Regions from separate parts of the Homo sapiens genome. Here regions 1 and 2 are each linked to region 3. The links are chromatin contacts, found by Hi-C in ENCODE. All regions are on one chromosome and are shown on one strand. The core of a region is the stretch at or near the end of the contact, and the rest is flanking DNA. Distances in the headings are between cores, read along the strand shown.

Evidence for each region. A loop is a pair of places that touch in the nucleus more often than their neighbours do. Pooled maps may share reads with other maps.
Region 1: a map of CD8-positive, alpha-beta T cell shows a loop between it and region 3 (33-fold over the local background). The contact joins the promoter of FAF1 here to the promoter of USP24 in region 3. A Hi-C loop is called at or near these places in 2 of 168 maps with a recorded cell type or tissue (CD4-positive, alpha-beta memory T cell and CD8-positive, alpha-beta T cell) and 9 of 50 pooled maps.
Region 2: a loop to region 3 is called in a map of CD8-positive, alpha-beta T cell, with 25 times the contacts of the local background. The contact joins the promoter of BTF3L4 here to the promoter of USP24 in region 3. A Hi-C loop is called at or near these places in 3 of 168 maps with a recorded cell type or tissue (CD4-positive, alpha-beta T cell, CD8-positive, alpha-beta T cell and naive thymus-derived CD4-positive, alpha-beta T cell) and 9 of 50 pooled maps.

The regions. Positions count from the first base shown.
Region 1 is chr1:50,958,778-50,962,147 of GRCh38, forward strand. FAF1 (Fas associated factor 1) reads right to left here and starts at 1,490. Exons shown (of 19, transcript NM_007051.3): 1 at 990-1,490. The coding sequence starts at 1,034. It also overlaps a transcript of CDKN2C not described here. RefSeq lists an enhancer at 777-826 and silencers at 1,137-1,186, 1,297-1,456.
Region 2 is chr1:52,054,995-52,058,122 of GRCh38, forward strand. It overlaps BTF3L4 (basic transcription factor 3 like 4), which reads left to right and starts at 1,301. Exons shown (of 6, transcript NM_152265.5): 1 at 1,301-1,385. It overlaps TXNDC12 (thioredoxin domain containing 12), which reads right to left and starts at 197. Exons shown (of 7, transcript NM_015913.4): 1 at 6-197. The coding sequence starts at 102. RefSeq lists silencers at 221-625, 1,486-1,725 and enhancers at 791-1,504, 1,505-2,216.
Region 3 is chr1:55,213,886-55,217,104 of GRCh38, forward strand. USP24 (ubiquitin specific peptidase 24) reads right to left here and starts at 1,479. Exons shown (of 68, transcript NM_015306.3): 1 at 905-1,479. The coding sequence starts at 1,228. It overlaps LOC100507634 (a long non-coding RNA gene), which reads left to right and starts at 1,523. Exons shown (of 1, transcript NR_038320.1): 1 at 1,523-3,219. RefSeq lists an enhancer at 367-426 and silencers at 887-1,076, 1,147-1,656.

The sequences.
Region 1 (3,370 bases), core at 240-2,739, 4.3 Mb before region 3:
CTACTAAGCTAGTGTTAGAACCTGTGCAATGTGAGTATTAAAAAAGAGGGAAAAGTCTGCCTATACTTGACAGTAGCTTCTAAGTTGATGCCAAAATGGCCAAAAATATCTCACTAAAATAATTCCTTCACCAAACATCAAAAGGCAAAGGTAGCACTCACAGGATATTAGTTCTAGCTCCAAGTCTTTCACAATGCATACAGTTCTACTTTCAAAGGGCCTTCCTAAGATACTTACATGTCAGTGGCACTACGACTGGGTTTATTAAGAGAACAGCCTTTACTTATCCTTTAAAGTATTCCTGGAGAAAGGACACCAACCAAGCAATTCAAGTCTGTAGGGGAGGGGAATCCGCAAATATGAATAGGTAATTTATTAAGCTTGTGAATTCATTGCAGAGATACTCTGGAATATATAGTCTTATCTGTCTCCTTGTTATCTTCTTACCCTCCAAAGATTCCAATTAGGCAAAGTCTCAAATGTTTACTCCTCTTTGAAAAGGACCTCAGTACCCCATTGTCATTGCCCTCGCCATCTCATCATTCTGCTTTTTTACTCTTCCCTTAATACAATATAAATACACCACGCCCATAACACCACACGCTCCACGCTCACACTCCATACATCTCTCCCCACAGAACCACCCAAAACATCCCATACTTAATGGTCCAACACCAATTAAAACAAAAACTCTACACGTCCCCCCATATAATACAGGAAACACTACACATTCCACACACATTGTAACCCAAGTCATTAATACCTCCAATCCCATTCAACCCGTACTTAACACATTCTACACACTCATGATAGCATATAAATTATACGCTTCTCCATAGCTCGCCACACACACACACACACGCCACGCACCGTATAAAAGCCTAAATGACACACCACTGCAGCGTTCAAACGCTGGGAAGAAGACTCCCTTGTGGCACCGGAAACCCACGAGGTTGGAAGTGGGAGGGGAAGAGGGCCAGATACTTCACCTGAAAATCCGCCAGGATCATCTCCCGGTCCATGTTGGACGCCATGGCGGCCGCCGAGTTCCGCGGCTCCGGGAGCGAAGCGCGCACCTGGGAGGCAGACGGCACCTCCTGCGACCGTCGCCGCCACCGCCGCCGCCGCCGCCGGGCGCCGAGGGGCTGGCGGGCGAGCCGGCGGGCGGGTCGGCGGGCCAGCGGGCGGGGCAGCGCGGGAAGCGCTAGGCGCTCATGCACTCGGTAACCTTCAGGCGCCCCGGCCGCCCGCCTGCAACCTGCGGAGCCCGCGTCGCAGCAGCCCGGACAGGAAGATTGGTCTGGATGTGGGTCCGGTCTTACAGTCGCGGGCCAGGATGAGGGCAGGTTGCGACAGCGCGCACCCGGATACCTTCAGCGGCGTTAAGCCCGGCGGGGGCGGGGAAACCGAGCGAGCGAGCGGGCGGGCGAACGCCGCGGCCGCCTCCGCCTCCTCCGCTTCCTCCCTGGCCGCCGCCTCCGCCCCTGGTTGGCCAGCGCCACGGCTGTCGCACATTTTGCCTGTCATCGAGGTCGCAAAGCGCCGCTTTGCGGCTCCACGTGACCACCCTCCTGTCAAGCGCTGAGCGCGCGACTACCCGGCCAGGATCTCTGCGCTGGCGGCAGAGACTGCAACCTGCAGCTGCGGAAGCTTCAAGTCTCGCAACAGGTTATTCCAGTTTGGATTTAAGCAAAGGCCTCAGGATAGCGCCTCCCCCTAGCTGAGGCGGGGACCAGATTGTGCACCTCACGTGGTTAGTCACACAAATACACACCACCCTCACAAACCAACTAAACACACTGTTACAACTCGTCTAACAAACAGCATTTCAGAAATATATGTTTTTCTCTACAATGTTTCAGCAAAATACAGCTTCATATAGTCTCTCACGCTCAACCTGTCAAAACCGAATCCACACTGTCACACCCAGTCCCAAGCTCCCTGACGTCTGCATCCTCAGACTCCGTAACACAGAAGTAACCAGACTGCCATGGTAGACATGGGAGAGACGAGGAAGCTGAGAAAGGTAAAAATCTCGTTCCAGAGAAGAGGAGGAGCATTTTTTTTAATTGATAAGGTAGTTATGAGAAATAACAACCTCGAGTTAATAGGGTTGCTCCAAAGGGGGAAAAAAGGGAAAACCTTTCTACTGCTGCAGTTATATTTGTTTTTTTAAGCTGAGACATCTTACAAATGGGATAAAACTTGAATCCAGCTTTGAATATAGTCAGTCTATTTTTATTTATTTATTTATTTATTTATTTATTTATTATTTTGAGACGGAGTCTCGCACTGTGGCCCGGGCTGGAGTGCAGTGGCGCGATCTCGGCTCGCTGCGACCTCCGCTTTCTGGGTTCAAGCGATTCTCCTGCCTCAGCCTCCATAGTAGCTGGGATTACAGGCTCCCGCCACCAAGCCCGGCTAAGTTTTTTTTGTATTTTTAGTAGAGACGGGGTTTCACTATGTTGGGCAAGCTGATCTCGAACTCCTGTCCTCGTGATCCGCCCTCCTCGGCCTCCCAAAGTGTTGGGATTACAGGCGTGAGCCACTGCACCCGGCCTATTCATTTTCATAAGAAATTATTTTGGAATATTCACCAAATATTGAAAGTTTCAACCCATGGTCAGAAATTGACAACCTCTGTAACTAAAACAGCCAAAGACTATGTACAATGAAGTGTGACAGTTTGTAATTGTCGTCCAGGTTAGAGAAAGTGTGACAGTGGAAGTTGTTCATCCTTGACTTGGGAAAATATCAGCTTCTGGATTGTCATGGGGCATTTACTTGCTTTGGAAAGTATGTAAAAGCTTGAAAATGTGAAGTAAGATTGCTGATTTTATCCTGTAGAGCTAAAATAACTAGTGAAATCATCATGTAGCATGAAGGCCTAGGCTTCCCTTAAGAACTTTTTAAACTTGTATCATTTATTTACTTTTTTAGAGACAGGGCCTCACTATGTTGCCCAGGCTGGCTTCCAACTCCTGTGCTCAAGCCATCCTCCCACCTCAGCCTCCTGAGAGTGGGGATTACAGGTGTGAGCCATACCACCACACCCAGCAAGGCCTAGGCTCCATAAACTGGGAATATATTCATGAGAAATCAGAAATATGACCTAATTGTTCAGTTTCACTGAATATAAAGAAGTGCACTGTATTATGATCTGAGTTTATTCTGTGTGTTTCCTTAAATGAAAATAGGCTGGCCTACAGTTCTTAAGTACTAATCTGTGTTTAGACCAGAATTAGCTAGATAATAGAACCCTCCACAGTCACATGAATCAAAATGTCTTGCTTAATTTTCAGCCGTAAGAAAATAATTCCATGGCCAGGGCAGTGGCTTATGCCTATAATCCCAACACTTTGGGAGGCCG
Region 2 (3,128 bases), core at 51-2,550, 3.2 Mb before region 3:
CTGACCCTTTCCAAGCCCATTATGTCCATCAGAAGAGATGACGAGGAGCAGGAAACTGAAGCCCAGCAAACAGGTGGCCCCGAGACGAGGCCGCGTCTCCATGGCAGTAGGTGCGCGGGGCCACGGGGCTGAGCGGACGCAGGGCCGGAGTCCCAGCAGACGGTCCACACAGTTCGCCGAGCGCCGCTCAGCACAACACCTCTACTTCCCAGATTTTTTTTTTTCAAACTCTGAAGGAAGTGATGTTAGACGGATGTGGGTGGTGCCTCCGGGGTCCGGTTTGGGATGGAGTGAGCTTAAAGGTGCAGATCACGTAGAAGGGTACGAGAGCTGTTCTCGAGCGCGAGTTGCTTTTCGTGGATTCTGGGTGTCCAGGTCCCGGGACGGAGCGGGAAAATGTAGGCCAAGATAGTAGGGGCGGGGGAGAGGTTCGGGAGAACCGTTGCTCCTCGCGTCCGCCACCCAGTCCAGCCCCTCCCCCCAAGAACCGCTGCACTTCCTAGTCAAAAGCAAATTATTGATTCGTGAGGTCAGTCGCTCCCAACAGTGGGCGGATTGCCCACTGGCCTCGGATTCTCCTTACCCCTCCACAAATCAAGACTGGACAACTGGATTTCATTGTTAGGTTCCTGCGAGGGTCTCTGAGGAGACCTGGCAAGCCTGTTCTGCGGTGCGTGGGCTCGTGCCGTGCAGACATGCACTTTCCCGCTGGAGAAGCTCTGTACCTTATTTTTCCTTGCAACCGCAAATCTTCTACTCAGGGATGATGCAACCAACTGATGCAAGCTCCAAGAAAACCAAACTTGGGACCTCTTATTGCAAAACTGACTTAGGTGGACTTAGGACACCAGGATATAAGTCACTGCAGGCTAAAGTGTAAAGCTTCTGGTTATTTTTCTTGTAGCTTGAGGATTTCTTCCCAATTTTTCCCCTTCGCTGTATAACAAACAGGTGAAAATGTCCGGTCTTTTTCTTCCTGGTACTAGTTGAGTCCTAAAGTCCGTACTTAATGCATAGCGAAAAAGCGACCTAACAAAAGTACACACCCAAATAAAAACATACCGACCACCCTTTTATTAGGTTCCCTAAAATTGTAGGCAGGGACACAACAGAACGCTCGGGAGACTGCAAGCCCCAGGATGCCGCGCGGCCACCTGCACCTGCCGCCACTAGCACTAAGAGGGATGCGCAAAGCAGGCGGGGCGTTGGAGTTCAGATGTTCGCTCCCGGGATAGGCTGCCCCGGAGAGGGAGAGGCGGGGTCGGCTGTATCACGTGGATCTGCTCCCGCCGCCGCCGCCGCCGCCGTCGTCTTTCTCTGTCTCGGCTGAGGCAGCCATCTTTCTCTTGCCGCGTGCTGGTGTTGGAGGACCCTCCCTGCTTCAGGTGAGACCCCCGGCGGTCCCGCCACTTCACGGCCATAGGCCGCTGCGCACGGTCTCCCCCCGCCCTCCCCTTCCGACACCCGCCAACCGCTCAGGCTGCCACTTCCGCCGTGGTGCGGCGAGCGGGGGCGGAGGCGGCTGGCTTGGCCTGTCGGTTACCGGCGGCGCAGCTGGGGGTCGGCACCTGTGGGAAGGTCCCCAGCACCACCGCCCCCTGTGGGAGCGAGCGGGCCCGCCCTGTTGCCGCCCAGACCCTGTCCCAGGAGGCAGGTGGACGCCCCTCCTCTGTTCCATTACTCCTTGCTCACAACAGCAGTGTTGTGTGCTTTGAGCTTTATACAGGCTCTCTGTTGTCATCTCATTTGATGCTCCCAGTCTACAGATAGGGAAGCTGAGGTTACCACTTCCCGCCCTTGAGTCCAGGGAACCGAACTCAGTTACAGCACTCTTCACCTTGTAATGGCAGTGTTTGTTTACAAGTCGGCGTCCCTTGCCCATCTTTATAACCCCCCTCCCACTGCCTGCTGACCGACAGGCTCAGTGTTGCACAGCTAGTGAATGGCGGTTTCAACTTCCGTTCCCACATTCTTGCAGTTTACCATAGTTGTCCCCTCGGGAGTGGTAACAATAGTTACCAGTAACTGTGTATCTTCTGTGAACCATTCCCTGTGGTTGATAATGTTTTAACCCTCAAAACAACCCTGTGAAGTACGTGGTGTTATACCTTTCCAAATGCAGGAGGAATACAAGTTCAGAGAAGAAAAATACCTTTCCCAACTGGTAGAACCTTGGTCTTTCTGATTCCAAAGCCTGTGCTTGTCTTAGAGAAACCCTACATAATAAAAAGTCAGGACTCAAGGTTGCAATTATTTTTATCTCTGTGTAAACATGATGTATGTGAAAGTGCCTACCACAATGCTTCTAACTTAGGCACTTAATAAATATAAACCTGTTTACACCCTTTCTTGAGTCCTTGAGAACAGTGCTAAAAGATCCTGGAATCCCCAAGGAAGAACTCATTAATCATGTGGCTTTAGGAAGTTACTTCTCCCTTTTGGGCCTAGGAAGGGACTTCTCCCTTCTGGGCCCTTATTTCCTAATCTATTAAGATGGGAGGGAGGGAACTGTTTCGTTTGTAATTTATACTTTGCTGGTGCTAGCAGATGTTGAGATGACATCACAGATAGGAATGATGGGTGCAATAAAGTAGAGGTTGATTGAGAATAGAGAATTAAACCAGGTGATCTTGGAGGTCTACTCCAGATTCTGAGCTTGACATCGCATAGACTGAGTCCAGTCCTCTTTCCTACTTGAATTCCACACACCACAACTTGCCAAGAAACAAAAGACTACTCTTGTTCCTCCCCTACTGCCTTGAGCTCTCAGTCTCCCTAAAATCATTTTTCTCTGAGATACTCCTTAGGAACAAAATTTCTCAATTCTGTTGTCCTGACCACCTGGAATGGAATCTGTTCTTTCATCTATACCTTGATTTGAAGAGTTAATTTTGTTCTTGCTTTTATTTCAAACAAGTCAAGACTTTGTCTTGGCATCCCAACCTCTGTCTGTTCTCTTGGGAATTGTTACTTCAAAATGCAGAAGAATCCCAAAGGGTTTACCAAGTATCTAGGTCTAATGTTTTTCCTTAGCCCCTTTTTTTTTGCAATAAATTCCTTTGGCTCTTTGTTAGTTCACTACACTCTCATGGCCACATTCCTTTGAGAAAAGTGAATGTTGGTCCTTT
Region 3 (3,219 bases), core at 229-2,728:
CTGCGCTCCCACCCTGTTCCGCGCCCCTCTGCATAGCACCCTCAGTATGACTACCATCTCTTTCCCCGGTCTAATTTTCTCTCATTTCTGACCTTATCGATGACCAGTACTCCCTCTTTACCCAGACCTGGTGCCAGCTCTATCTTCCAATTCCAGTCCCCATCCCTGCCTAGACCCTCCTCAGCTCCCACCCCTGCCCAGGCCTCCCACCTCTGCCCTCTCAGTGCAATCCCCACTGCTCTCATACCTGATTTTATTCAAGTCCTCATTCCTGGCCGCGGCCCCTTCCCTCTTCATTTTAAATCCTACTCAATGCCCCCCCTTTCCGACCCTTGGCTAAAACCCCAACCTCACTCCTAACCCCAACAGTTTTCCTGTGATCCTGTCAAAGACCACTACTCTGGCCGGCCCACACCGCTTTTTCTGACTCTGAGCCTGGTGCCTCCGCCAATCCTTCACTGAAACCTCGTGCCACAAAATCTCCGACCTAGCCTAGTGCACTAGTACCCCATTTCCGACCCCCTACTGCACGCATCCTTCCCACTATATGCTCAAGTGTCTGTCCTCCCATCTCGGATGATAGCCCTGGAGCCTCCTCCCCATCGTCGGCGTGCATAGCCGGAAGCCTAAGGGACCCCTCCTCACCCCAACCCACAGCTCCGCTGCGCATCCCTAATTCCCTTTCACACGCCTCTCCTATGGGTCCCTCTCCCCACTTACCCCCAATCAAGTGACTTCGGTTCCCAACTGGAGCCTGGGGCTTCTCTCTCTCTCTCCGCCCCGCCCCCACTAAAGCCCCAGTCGAATGCCCTCTCTCCCCACACCAAGCCCAGCGGGGTGTGTCCCCTCCCAGGAACTCCAGCCCAGTGGCTTCCCACAGAGGTCTGGGGTTGCCCCTCCTCACCTCCGCGTCCACCACCTCGTGGTAGGCGGGCGGGGGGTCGAAGCCGCCCCCGCCTCCGGTGCTCCCGCCGCGGGAGGGGCCGCCGCCGCCGCCGTCACCTCCGCCGTCGCCCCGCGGGCCCCCGCCGGGCCCGGGGCTGGGGCCACCGCCGCTGTCCATGGGCTCGTAGCCGCCGTAGTCGAGGCCCGGCCGCTCGTTGGTGAGCAGTGCCACGGCCTCGTTAATGTCGTTCTTGGCCAGGCGCAGGGCCTTGCGGATGGTGGCGGGGTCTGAGAAGCCCATGCACAGCAGCGTGGTCATGTGCTGCTCCTCCTCCGATTCCATGGCTTGGGCCTCCTGGCCGCCCCGGCCAGCGCACGGCGAAGCTACGGGTCCCGGGCCTGGCGGGCCGCGCGGCGCACCCTCCGCGCCGCCTCCGCGCCCAGGTTGGCCCCTGCGTTCCTGCCCCGGGTGCTCCGCAGCAGCCGGGCCAGGCTGGGTGCGGGCTTGGGTCCTGCGAGCCGAGCTAGTGCGGTGAGGCGCTCAGGCGCGGCTGCGGCCCGGCCCAGCCCTGCGCGCCGCCATGTTGGCCTCCTCCCCCTCCGCCTCCTCCTCCCCGGGCGGCGGGGCCGCGCCTCGGCTCCCGGAAGCGGCACGGGAGGCGACCGTGCTCGCCGTTGGCAGGCTAGGGTTGGCGGCGGCGTATTCTGTTTGTTTTAAACGAAGGAGCGGAGGGAGGGGCCGCGCCGCGGAGCGTGCCTAAGGTGAAAGGGCTGCCGTGCAGCCAGGCAGAGGCGAGGAAGGCTTCTCCATCGTCGCCACCGCCCGCCTGTTTCGCCGGCAACAGGTTCCCCCGGGACGGGAGGGGCCGCAGCGCCGCGCAGCTCGCAGCGCTGAACGTCGCGGAAATCCCTTGGCCGGCCGAGCCTCCGCAGCCGCGACCCGGCTTCTCTCCGTCCGAGTCCCCCGAGCCTCTCCGAACCCCCGTTGGACTTCCCCTCCCTGGCCGGCGCCGCCCGACCCGCTCCCCCATCCTAGAGGGAATTCCCTGCGCCGCGGCTGTGAGGCACCTCCACCCCGGCCTGAAATGCACCGCAGTCCTGAAGGAAATCCACCCTCATCCCACGCAGATTCACCCGCAACGCTGCCTGAATACGCCTCGCTGCCCACAGAAATTCCTGCCCAAACCAGACGCGTGGACCACCCAAGACGAAATTCACACTCGACCCTAGCCCCGCCAGCCCTTGCCGAAATCACCCTAAACCCGTTGAAATTAATTCCCAGCTGTCCGAATTTTCCTTCCAACATTAACTGACTACCTGTCTCCGCCAAGCTGACTGAACTCTACCGAACTCTTACCCTGAAAGCCCCTGAGAGTCCAAAATATATTTTTCCAGCCCGAAATCTAAATCCCAGTTCTCTGTATGAAAACCTCCAGAAACCCAGACTCTTACTTCCTTCGGCCACGGACTCGTTCGAACATCGTGGACATCACCTTCCCACATTTTTACCGCAGTCTTTGGCTCCGATTCTTTGTCCCTGCCTCTTGGGCAGCATCCTATCCCTGTTTCTTTCCACCTTTGAGGATTCCTCTACCTCTTTAAAGGCCTGCTTTCTTTGCTTTCTCTTCTCACCTTTGGCATTGGCACACTGGGGTCATATCTTTAGTTCCCTTGACTCCACCATCTAAGCCAAGGGTGTCCAATCTTTTGGCTTCCCTGGGCTACATTGGAAGGAGAAAAATTGTCTTGGACCACATATAAAATATTCTAACGCTAATGGTAGCTGATGAAACTTTTAAAAAATCTCATCATGTTTTAAGAAGTTTACGAATTTGTGCTGAGCCGCATTCAAAGCCGTCCTGGGCCTAAGTCCTTGCTATTTTTCCTCTTCAATTTCCTTCAATCCATAGTTCTCTAGGTTATTTTCCCACCCTTTCCCAAGATTCGGATATCCCTTCATTCTTGCTGAGTTCATCTCCTATGCCTATTCCTACATACTTGCTGAGTTCATCTTCTAATGTCCTCATCCTGGTTTCTTCCTGAACCTGAAATCCAGCTAACCTTACTTTTTCATCCCATCAAACCCCTGCTGTTGCCAGCCCAGCACTCACGAAGATCTTTACATACACCAAATATTAAATTAGGGCCGGTACCTAGACATTGTCTCTGCACTCTGCTGGCATATTTTCCCCTGGACCACGAACCCTTCGTACCTAGTAACTTGCCACCTGTGTTTATAAATACCAGCAATTTGATTTACAGGGTGAATTTGTCACTATTGTTTACTTTTAAATGAAGTTACTGTATTTGTTGTTTCCATTAAAGGCGACATTA